2 separate regions of the Homo sapiens genome follow, and region 1 is linked to region 2. A link is an interaction called in ENCODE POLR2A ChIA-PET data of the cell type or tissue named here. Cell type or tissue: K562. All regions are shown on one strand. Each heading gives the region's core, and the rest is flanking DNA. Links, peaks and the distances in the headings are about the cores only.

Region 1 (5,368 bases), core at 225-5,224, 100 kb after region 2:
GGTTTCACCATGTTAGCCAGGATGGTCTCAATCTCCTGACCTCGTGATCCACCCACCTTGGCCTCCCAGAGTGCTGGCATTACAGGCGTGAGCCACCACTCCCGGCCGCAGTGTACCTATTTTTAAAACACTAATGAAGTTGGGGAATAGAGAAATGGCAGGGAGATTGGACAGGAGGACTTAGGTCTGAAAGATGAGTCATAAGTTACAGGCAAAATGGAAAGGCCAACTGGAGGAAGATGGAAATATTGTTGGTGACACCCAGGGGTATTTGTAGAGGTGTGGCCTTGTTCAGAGGTGTCCTGAAGGTCAGAGCTGTGGGGCATCAGGAGGGAGGTGTCCATTTGGCAGCTACATACAAGAACCTAGAATTTAGGAGATGCACATCCAGGATGAAGCTTTGGAAGTCAAGAAAGGGTGCCCAAGACACCAGGAGAGGCTGAGATCCCCCAGAAGAGGAACAAAAACAGGAGCCATTTTGGCATGGAGAGAGATGGAGGGCGGGAAAGGGAGATAGTCAGAATCGGGGGAGGAAGGTGAGAGAGGAAAGCAGAATCCAAGAAAAGCCTTCCCTGGGAAGCACAGACGTGGCCTTGGGGCCTGGGGCTGAGAAGCCGGTCAGGAAGGGGCAGGCGGACACGGGGCCTCGGGGCCTGGGGCTGAGAAGCCGGTCAGGAAGGGGCAGGCAGACACTGCCTCTGCTGGTTGTGGGTTCAGGGCTGACGTGGCTGTGACGCACTCTGCTCAGGGTTCAGCGGGTCCTGGGTGCAGTGGTGGAGCTGTCACTGCTCACATCCTCATGGAACCACGTGCCAGTGACGGGGATAGATTTGCAGCCAGCAGCACAGCCAGACACGAGGGGCTGAGGAGGAGTCAGCAGACCATGTATTTGTTGTTGTTCTAAGAAACCTTTTCACTCGTCCTGCTTTGGTGACATTCTCTCTTGAGGTGAAGCTTTAGGAAAACAGGGTCCAAGATGGACAAACAGGATGCTTTACGGAATGGTCAGTGTTTTTCCAGCATGGCCCCACCCCTGCTGGGATGGTCCGCGGCCATTGTGAAAAACAAGTGAGTTGGAAACTCACCCAGTTCCCAGTCAGCCCAGAGTCAGGGAATAAATGGACAACCAGAGAGAGCCAGAGTCGCTACAGCCAGCCTGGCAGTGCAAGCCCGGAGCTGACACAGGGCCACAGCCACGATGCAGCCACTAATGCGGACCCTTGGGCTGAGCCTGCTTTCCATGCTGTGAGCCCAGGGGACCCAGATGGTTCCTGTCCCCGCTGAGAAGGTGAGAGCTTCGGGAGGGTGAGGTGGGCACACACAAGAGCCACTTCCCGGGCCACGGTCTCCAGACCCTGGACCGGATGCCCAGCCTCACACCCGTCGCACAGCAGTGACCCAAACCCCGGGGGACATCGTCAGCTGAAGGGTCCCCCTTGTGCCTTTGGTGGCGTCCCCTGGGTAGAGAAGGGGGTGCCAAGCAGTGCCTGGGCAAACTCACTCCTGTAGGCAGAACTGGTGTCTCCACTGCGGGGTGACTGCTCAGAGGCCAACGGGCATCTTGGTGAGGTGAAGATCCCACCCCAGCTCACCCAGCCTCTCCCAGGGCCAGGGTTTGGGGAGGTTTTTGTTGAGTACCTTCATCTCCCAGAGACAGCGTCTCCCCCTGGGGAGCTCAGGTTTGGTAGAAGCTGTGGGGAATCCCCCTTTTCTGAGTTTTCATTTTGCAAGGGCAACACATCGGGGGTCATATAAAATCCATTCTTGGCCGGGCACAGTGTTTCACGCCTGTAATCCCAGCACTTTGGGAGGCCGAGGCAGGTGGATCACCTGAGGTCAGGAGTTCAAGACCAGCCTGGCCAACATGGTGAAACCCCGTCTCTACTAAAAATACAAAAATTAGCTGGGCGTGGTGGCACATGCCTGTAATCCCAGCTACCCGGGAGGCTGAGGCAGGAGAATCACTGGAACCCGGGAGGCGGAGGCCTCCAGTCTAGTCAAAAAAAGCAAGACTCAGTCTCAAAAACAACCGAACAGCCAAACAAAACCCCACAAGTTCTTGTCAAGATTAAATGACTTTTACAAGTTTGTGGCATTATTAGAGAAAAGACTTAAGGGCGGCAAGTGCCCAGACGTCTGGTCCTAACATCCCCAGGGGTCGCCACGGCCTTGACTTCTTGAGACTTTTGGGCCTCTGGTTGGGCTGATGTGGCCTGGACACAGGAGCTCCTGGTGCTCAGGCTGGTGGACCAGGCCCCCCGGCACCTGGGCCCCCACAGCTGTGTCCAGGATTCCTGCTCCACAGAGCCTCCCTCCCTTCTCTGAGAGCCGCTCGGCCTCTGGCCACACTCTCCTCCCCCCGGGGCCTGAGGACCTCTCCCCACTGCCTCACCTGCATTCCCACCTCCTCCATGGCCTCGGTCCCCTCCCCAGGTCTCAGGGACTCGCTCTTTCAACCCAATGCTCATCTGTGGCTTTTGGGCCTGGGAAGTCCACACCTGTGCCCCAGAGACGCCACAGTCCAGCAGCGTGCGACCCAAGGGAGGCGGGAGCTTGCACTGCGAGAACAGACACGAGTGGCCAGGCCCAAGGCCTGCATGCCCAGGGCGGGACTGACTGCTGCTTGCTTTGGGGAGAATGCTGTCGAGTCTCATGCTCAGAGGCACCGGGGACAAGCAGGGGAAGGAAGCAGCGCTGGTCACCTGTGGGCTGTTCACACGCAGCAGCCATGGCTGTGGTCACAAGATGAGCTGGGCTCAGCCAGCGCCACGGCATGTTGCTGACTCTTGACCGGTCGACACGTGAGCTCTAGCCCCTTTGGCCCCTGGATGTCTTCCTGTCTCATCCCCCAACATTAAGGTTTGCCCTGATCCTTCAGGCCTCACAAGAGGGCCCCTGTCCCAGCCTCTGGCCTGGCTCCCCTTCTGCTGACGGATGTGGGGCTATCAGGGACCAGGACTCCTGACTGCCCCTTGAATATCTCTGTCTAGTTTGCTTTGCAACAAAACCCCACACCCTCTTCCACTGCCATTTCTTTCTCTCTCTCTTTCTGTCCCTCTCTCTATCTCTCTCCCTCTCTGTCTCTCTTTGAGATGGGGTCTTACTCTGTCACCCAGGCTAGAGTGTCACCCATGGCTCAAACATGGCTCTTTGCAGCCTCAAACTCCTGGGCTCCAGCAGCCCTCCTGCCTTAGTCTCCCATGCAGCTGGGACTACAGGCACATCCCGCCATACCCAGCTCATTTTTGTATTTTTTTTATAGAGACAGGAGTCTCACTTTGTTGGCCAGGATGGTCTTGAATTCCTGGGCTCAAGCGATCCTCCCACCTCAGCCTCCCAAAATGCTGGGATTCCAGGCATGAGCCATAGCGCCCAGCCTCTTTCCCTCTTATTCCTTCTTCCACCCTCAACCATTTCACGGTTAATTCCCACATCCTCAGAAATTTGTGTCATGCAGCAGTGGTGTCTGCTGAAATGTTGGGGGAGACGGGAAAGGCTTGGCCTCCCTCCCTACGCTCCAGTGACTATGGCATCTCCCTATAGGTGGAAGGACTGTGGCACGCCCTGCGCTGGGAGCAGGACAGGGAGCTACTTAAAGAGGAGACGGCTCACCCTCTGCCACCATTCTGGATCCAGCGTTTCCAGGGTAACTTTATGTTAAAAATGAATGTAAGGTGAGTGCCTGGTGGGGACACGTGGGGTGAGCGAGGGAGCTTCTCAGGCTCTCGCTGCCATCCAGGCCCTGGGCTGATGGAAAGGAGGTCACTGGCCACTCTTCTTCACCAGGCTGCAGCCACTTTGGAGTCCACCTTTCCGGCTTCTAACAGTTTCAGTCAGCAGGTCCCTTTTTAACTGGATCATGTGCTGAAGAACGCCACACACGGAGGGCTTGCTCAGGCTCTGGGCTCAGCCCAGGACCTTCCTGCCCCAAGCACCTCACCACAATCTCTCACAGGCACTTCTGTAAGGTGAGAAGTCCAGCAGCCATGGGTTTATTGTTTTTCCTGTAAAACAATAAAGTCTGGTAGGAGATTACGCATGTATGCTGTGAAAGACCTCTTTGCCTAACATAAGGATGGTAATTTTAGTGCCTTTGGTGTTACAAACCTTTATTACCTGTGGCAGCTAATTAATAGGAGATGTTCTAAGAGTCAAAGTTTCATTCTGTGGGCTTTTCATCTACCACCCACCCACCCATCCACTCACCCATCCACCCACCCTTCCATCTATTCATTCATCTATCCATCCACCATCCATCCACCCACCCATTCACCTGTCCATCCATCCACTCAATCACCCACTCATTCACACCTGCATCCATCCATTCATCCATCCATCCATTCATTCCATTTAATCATTCATCCACCCATCCATCCATTCCTCCACCCATCTATCTATCAAAACACACACCCATTTATCCACCCAACCATCCATCCATCCATCCATCCATCCATTCACCCATGCAATCATTCACCCATCCTCCCACCTATTCATCCATCAATCTATCCACTATTCATTCACCTGCCACCCACTCACCCACCCATCCATTCACCCATTCACCCACCCTTCCATTTATTCATTCATCTATCCATCCACCATCCATCCACCCACCCATTCACCTGTCCATCTGTCTACTCAATCACCCACTCATTCACCCCTGCATCCATCCATTCATCCATCCAGCCATTCATTCCATTTAATCATTCATCCACCCATCCATCCATTCCTCCATCCATCTACCCATCTATCAATCCATGCACACACCCATTTATCCACCCAACCAACCATCCATCCATCCATTCACCCATGCAATCATTCACCCATCCTCCCACCTATTCATCCATCAATCTATCCACTATTCATTCACCTGCCACCCACTCACCCACCCATCCATTCACCCATTCACCCACCCTTCCATCTATTCATTCATCTATCCATCCACCATCCATCCACCCACCCATTCACCTGTCCATCTGTCTACTCAATCACCCACTCATTCACCCCTGCATCCATCCATTCATCCATCCAGCCATTCATTCCATTTAATCATTCATCCACCCATCCATCCATTCCTCCATCCATCTACCCATCTATCAATCCATACACACACCCATTTATCCACCCAACCAACCATCCATCCATCCATTCACCCATGCAATCATTCACCCATCCTCCCACCTATTCATCCATCAATCTATCCACCATTCATTCACCCACCACCCACCAATCCATCCATTCATCCATTTATTCCATTATTTATTCATTCATCCATTTATGGATATATACATGCATTTATCATCTATCCTCCATTCATTCATCTACCATTCATTCCCCCTTCACCACCATCAATTCATCCACCATCCATCCA
Region 2 (5,368 bases), core at 271-5,270:
TTTCTCTGCCATCTGCCCGGCCATATGACCCAGGGTCTCTGGACTCCCAGGGACACAGGCAGCCCAAAGGCAGTTCTGTCTTATCTCAAGCCTAGGAAGATAAGATAATGTGCTGGGATAATCCCTGAGAAGTTTCCTTCTCCTCCAGCTTAAAGAGGTAAAAGGAAAATAAAAATCTCAGGACCCCAAACTCACTATGCCAAAAAGAAGAGTTAAGCTTGGGAACTGGGTCACCCAAAACTACCTCCCAGTGTCTTCCTAAATAGACAGATGCAAAGACAGAAGGCCACTCCCCTCCCCAGGGGGCCCCCCTCACTGTTTGCTCACAAGGAAATACATTGTGGTCCCCAAGATCTTTTTTTTTTTTTTTTTGAGATGGGGTTTCGCTCTTGTTGCCCAGGCTGGAGTGCAGTGGCAGGGTCTGGGTTCACTGCAGCCTCCACCTCCCGGGTTCAAGTGATTCTCCTGCCTCAGCCTCCCAAGTAGCTGGGACTACAGGCGCGTGCCATCACGCCTGGCTAATTTTTGTATTTTTAGTAGAGATGGGGTTTCACCATGTTGGCCAGGCTGGTCTCGAACCCCTGACAGGTGATCTGCCTGCCTCGGCCTCCCAAAGTGCTGGGATTACAGGCAACACATCTTTTTTCTTTCTTTCTTTTCCAAGAACTTTGTCCTAAAACAGAGTTCTGCTGAATTTCACCCTGAAAATGTAAATTAACAGCTTATCTGCACAGGTATGGGACAAAGACAGGACTAGAAGTCTTCCCTCCGCTCACGGGAGACAAACGCATCTTTGACTCCCTCCTCTACTGTTCTTCCATAAAGATGCAGGTTCACTGAGCACAGGATGAATGCACAGTTTACTGTTCCTCTTCCACCTTTCCCATGTAAAACGGGGATTCAGGGAAGGCTCATCAACGCCTCAAAAGAATGCAACCGCTGGCCTCTTTTATCCACCCTCCCGTTTTTTTCTTTCCATTTTTCCCTACTGTCTGCTCTTTCCTCTTTGAATACGGAAGTTCTCAAACCCTCTTTGGAAATCGTGCAGGCCGCAGGTCCTACTGTGCTCCTTCGGACCCGCCTAGCCCGCGGAGCCCATCCTTCTCCTGAAGTTGCGGATCTGGTTTGCCGACACTTTCCCCTGGGCACGTCCTCAACCCAGGCAAAATAAACCTCTCGATAGATTGAGACTCCTCAGTCATTTTCTTTGGTGTACAAAGCACGGGCTCGTCTTCCTGTGTCCATCCCGGGGTTTCGGGGCAGCAGAGCTCCGTCTCCACAAGTGTTCAGGATCTATTCAGATGGTTCAGCCTCAGGGCCAGGCTGGGTCCTCTGCACCCCAAGCTGTGTCCTCTGTCTATGGCAATGACCCAGATAGGGCCGGTTCTCAGATGGCTCTGAAGAAATGTTTAGGGGTGTCTGGGGACTGTGCAATACCTTTCTCCACACTCAGATTACAGAGTTCTCCCTTGACCGTGGACCACTTCCTGGACACGGCTGCACACAGCTGTCACCTCCCTAAGCTGAGCCTTAAAGACCAAGGTCCCACTTTCCCAGTCTGCTCTTGATCCTTTAGAATTTTCACAAAGTTGGGCTGGGCACAGTGGCTCACACCTGTAATCCCAGCACTTTGGGAGGCCGAGGAGGGAGGATCACCTGAGGTCAGGAAACCAGCCTGGCCAACATGGGGAAACCCCGCCTCTACTAAAAATACAAAAATTAGCCTGCATGGTGGCCAGCACCTGTAATCCCAGCTACTCAGGAGGCTGATGTAGGAGAATCGCTTGAATCCTGGAGGCAGAGGTTGCAGTGAGCCAAGATCGCACCACTGCACTCCAGCCTGGGGACAGAGCAAGACTCTATCTCAAAAAAAAAAAAAAAAATTCACAAAGCAGCCCCCTCCTTTTTCAATTAAAAATATTCTGTGCTGGCCGGGTGCGATGGGTCACGCCTGCAATCCCAAGACTTTGGGAGGCTGAGGCGAGCTGATCATGAGGTCAGGAGTTCAAGACCAGCTTGGCCAACATGGTGAAACCCCGCCTCTACTAAAAATACAAAAATTACCCTGGCGTGGTGGCCAGCACCTGTAATCCCAGCTACTCAGGAGGCTGATGTAGGAGAATCACTTGAATCCTGGAGGCAGAGGTTGCAGTGAGCCAAGATCACACCACTGCACCCCAGCCTGGGGACAGAGCCAGACTCCGTCTCAAAAAAAAAAAAATTCTGTGCTGGTTTCCTTTTCTTCCTCCACGCCAGAGCCCGGAGGCTGTGGTCTACAGCTGCCGGCCATGCCCCTGCCTCCATGGAGACCTGGGATTGTGTCAGATGTCCTGCTCCAGCCTTTAAGAGCAGGAGTGGCTTTGTCACCAAGGGTATGCACGGCTTTTCCATCCCCTTTCATCCTGGGTGACACAGGCTGCAGATAATAATCACAGCCTGGGATTCGAGGGAGCCTGACTAGTCGCCGCCTCTCTCCCCCGACTCGGATGATCTGCTTCTGAGCCTGTCTTCTGTTGTGAAACTTACTCCCGAATGCCTTCACCTGATGCCGAGCAAAACGTCACAGTCTCTACCATGTTGCTATGCGGTAGCTGTAAGTAGACAGCACAGAGCACAACAATAGGTCACTTCTGCCCAACTGTTAACCAGGCAGCTGGTCACCCAGCTCAGTTACCTGCATAAAAGCCTCGGCGATCCCCGTGGCCACATTGGAAGTTCTCCTGTGGCTTCCACACTAAGAACTACATCTAGGGTTTACATCTTTTTTACTGGCCAACCTCCTTTTGCCTTTCAGGAGTGTGACTGAGCAACCTCTTTGGTTGTAACCAGAGACGCTGGTTTCAGAACGCAGGTGGAAAGGTCGGAAAGGTCAGCAGCTGCTGCCACGGAAACAAGAAGGGGTCTCCGGGCAACGGGCTTGGTCTGGAAGTGCTTTCACCTCTGTCCCCCAGCTCTCCCCTCTGGGCAATGGGCTTGGAATGGGAGTGCTTTACCTCCACACCCACAGCTGTCTCCATGCATGCACCCCCTCCGCAGGGGCCTGGCGGGGCAGCTCACCTGTGCTTTGCTCCCATCCTGGGCACTGAGGTGAGTCAGATGTGGGGGCAACCACACAGTAGCACCCCGCTCATCGGTTCCACTTGGGGCAGTGAAACAAAACACTGCTGATAAAAAACTTAAAAAGGAAAAGAGAAAAATTAAAAGCCCAGATTCCCAGGGAAACGCTGCATCTGAACTTCTGATTCAAGGGAGGAAAAAAACCCAAAGCAGCTGCCCTCGTCAGGCTGTGCCCACCCCCAATTTGTGCTCACCCTCGGTTCCTGGCCATCTCTGCAAGGGAGACCCTTGGAAATGGGGACTCCCTCCTCACTGGAGCCACCATCACAGATGGGACCTTCTGAAGGCCATAGGTGGCAAAGGGAGCCCATCCTAAGGTCCAACTTTGTGTGTGGCCACAGATAGACCCCAGGCCATCTCCCTTCCCTTTCTAACATGAGCTCGGGGTGTCATGATCCGTCAAAGCGGACCTTACCATCTCCCTTCATGACCACCAGGCTGAGAGAAAAGTGGGCAGGTGTTTCTCCCCGGGAAATACTGCTGCACTGTGGCAGGAGTGGTTTTGAAGGCTGCCTTAGGTTGAAGCTAGGCAGAGTCTTCTGGGGCACAGAGGGGCCTGGGACACCTGCCTCTTCCCGATGCTCAGCCCTCAATGCCTTCTGGCCTTGGATGGTCCTGGGCTGGTGAAAGGTACAGCTTCCATGCAGCCCTACTTTTCTGTACAGTGCCAAACTGCTACATACAAAAACAACTATAGATATATATTGCAGACAGGGTCTTGCTCTGTTGCCCAGGCTACAGCACAGTGGCACAATCACAGCTCACTGCAGCCTCAATTTCCTGGGCTCAAGCGATCCTCCCACCTCAGCCTCCCGAGTAGCTGGGTCTACAAACGTAGATATAAATATACGTATACATATTTTTTTTCCTTTTTTTTAGAGACAGAGTCTCGCTATGTTGCCCAGGCTGGTCTCAAACTTCTGGGCCCAAGCAGTCTGCCTGCCTCAGCCTTCCAAAGTGCTGAGATTACATGTGTGAGCCACTGTGCCCGGCCAGAAACTACAAATCTGTATCAAGACTTGCGGAGGCTCCTTACCCTCCCCTACCTCAGAATAAAGTGATTCAGGACATCATGAGTAGGTTTTTATACAAAAATATCAAACGTTCTGTAATGCCTTTCCAAGACTCACAGAACGTGCGGTAGAGTCCCTCTTCTTTCTGCCAAAGGAAAACTGAAATAGAATCATTTCCATGGATCTAGGGGAAATTTTTGAGACTCAAGAAAATCGTGACCTTTCTCATTTTTACTCTGCACCACGTTCATTTAACAAGAGTGCAGAAACCTCCTCGTGAGAGGTTTTACCAGAATCTGTTCCCCTCGTCACATTCACCATTGTTTTAACCTTGATTGCCAACATTCTATTTCAGAGTTGTATAGCTAAGTCTTATCAGCTTATCATTTCTGATACGGCTTCAGCAGCCTCTTCCACTGAACATGGTTGAGATAACATTTCTCAGAGAGACTTAACAAGTGAACTAACTCTTTGCCTAAGAGATGGAGAAAGTGAGCTCCTAGCAGAGTTTCTGAAGTAAAAGATTCCAGTTGCTGCTTCCCCAGGAAGGAGGGTCCTGGGGAACTTGGGGTGACACAGGGCAGCTGTCTGGGCCCCCTTCAGGGCAGGAGCACTCCATGGTCCCCGGCTGCCCAGCCCAAATGACAGTCCCGGGCTGAGGTTCCCCAGGGGCAGCCCACGTCCAATGGCCGTGCAGGGGGTTTAGAGGTGTAAATGTCCGGCCAATTTCCTTGACAGGGGCCATCTGAGGGGCTGCCATGCTCCAGGGCCCCCCGAGAATCAGCCGAAGCCTCCATCGTGGCCGTGTGACCGCTTGGCTGCCCCCTGCCCCATCCTGTCCTGGGGGTGCCCCTGGCCAAACCCTCACACATAGGTCTCTCAAGTCCATGCAGCTCCCCCGCCCTGGGCAGGCTCCTGTCCAAGAGGTCGTCTGGGTCAGAGATGCCCACTTCCTCTGGCCTTTGTCACCTCTGCCTTTTACTCTGCAAGGTTTTCCTGCCTTTGAGGAGGGGGTCACCTGTCCCGCCGCACTCCTGCTGGCCCCTCCAGGCCCTCCTGTTTGAGGAGAGGAGCAAACGTAGAAACAGTGTCTAGTAAGAATAAGGGCCCTCGCCCAATTTATTTTCTGCAGGGAATCAGAGCGAGAAAGTCATTTTCCTCCCAGATCCTGAATTGGAGGCACCCTGCTCTTGAATAAACCCAAGGTGACATGTCCTCATTTCCCACTGACGATGCAC

What was found. Peaks named below come from ENCODE experiments on the same cell type or tissue, not always from the same donor. Only the 100,000 strongest peaks of a DNase experiment are listed, where the experiment ranks them.
Region 1: POLR2A ChIA-PET joins it to region 2 with 5 read pairs; 3 of 35 experiments call an interaction of 5 or more read pairs at or near these places.

Annotation. Positions count from the first base shown.
Region 1 is chr9:135,573,807-135,579,174 of GRCh38, forward strand. LINC01502 (long intergenic non-protein coding RNA 1502) reads left to right here and starts at 1,119. Exons shown (of 4, transcript NR_109814.1): 1 at 1,119-1,288; 2 at 3,544-3,674. LOC105376316 (a long non-coding RNA gene) reads right to left here. Exons shown (of 2, transcript XR_930428.3): 2 at 3,620-4,004. In K562, for the core only: no CTCF peak of the experiment used is centred there; no DNase peak of the experiment used is centred there; H3K27me3 peaks cover 3,451 bases.
Region 2 is chr9:135,469,403-135,474,770 of GRCh38, forward strand. PPP1R26-AS1 (PPP1R26 antisense RNA 1) reads right to left here and starts at 2,847. Exons shown (of 3, transcript NR_038969.1): 1 at 2,675-2,847. In K562, for the core only: no CTCF peak of the experiment used is centred there; a DNase peak (open chromatin) is centred at 2,449.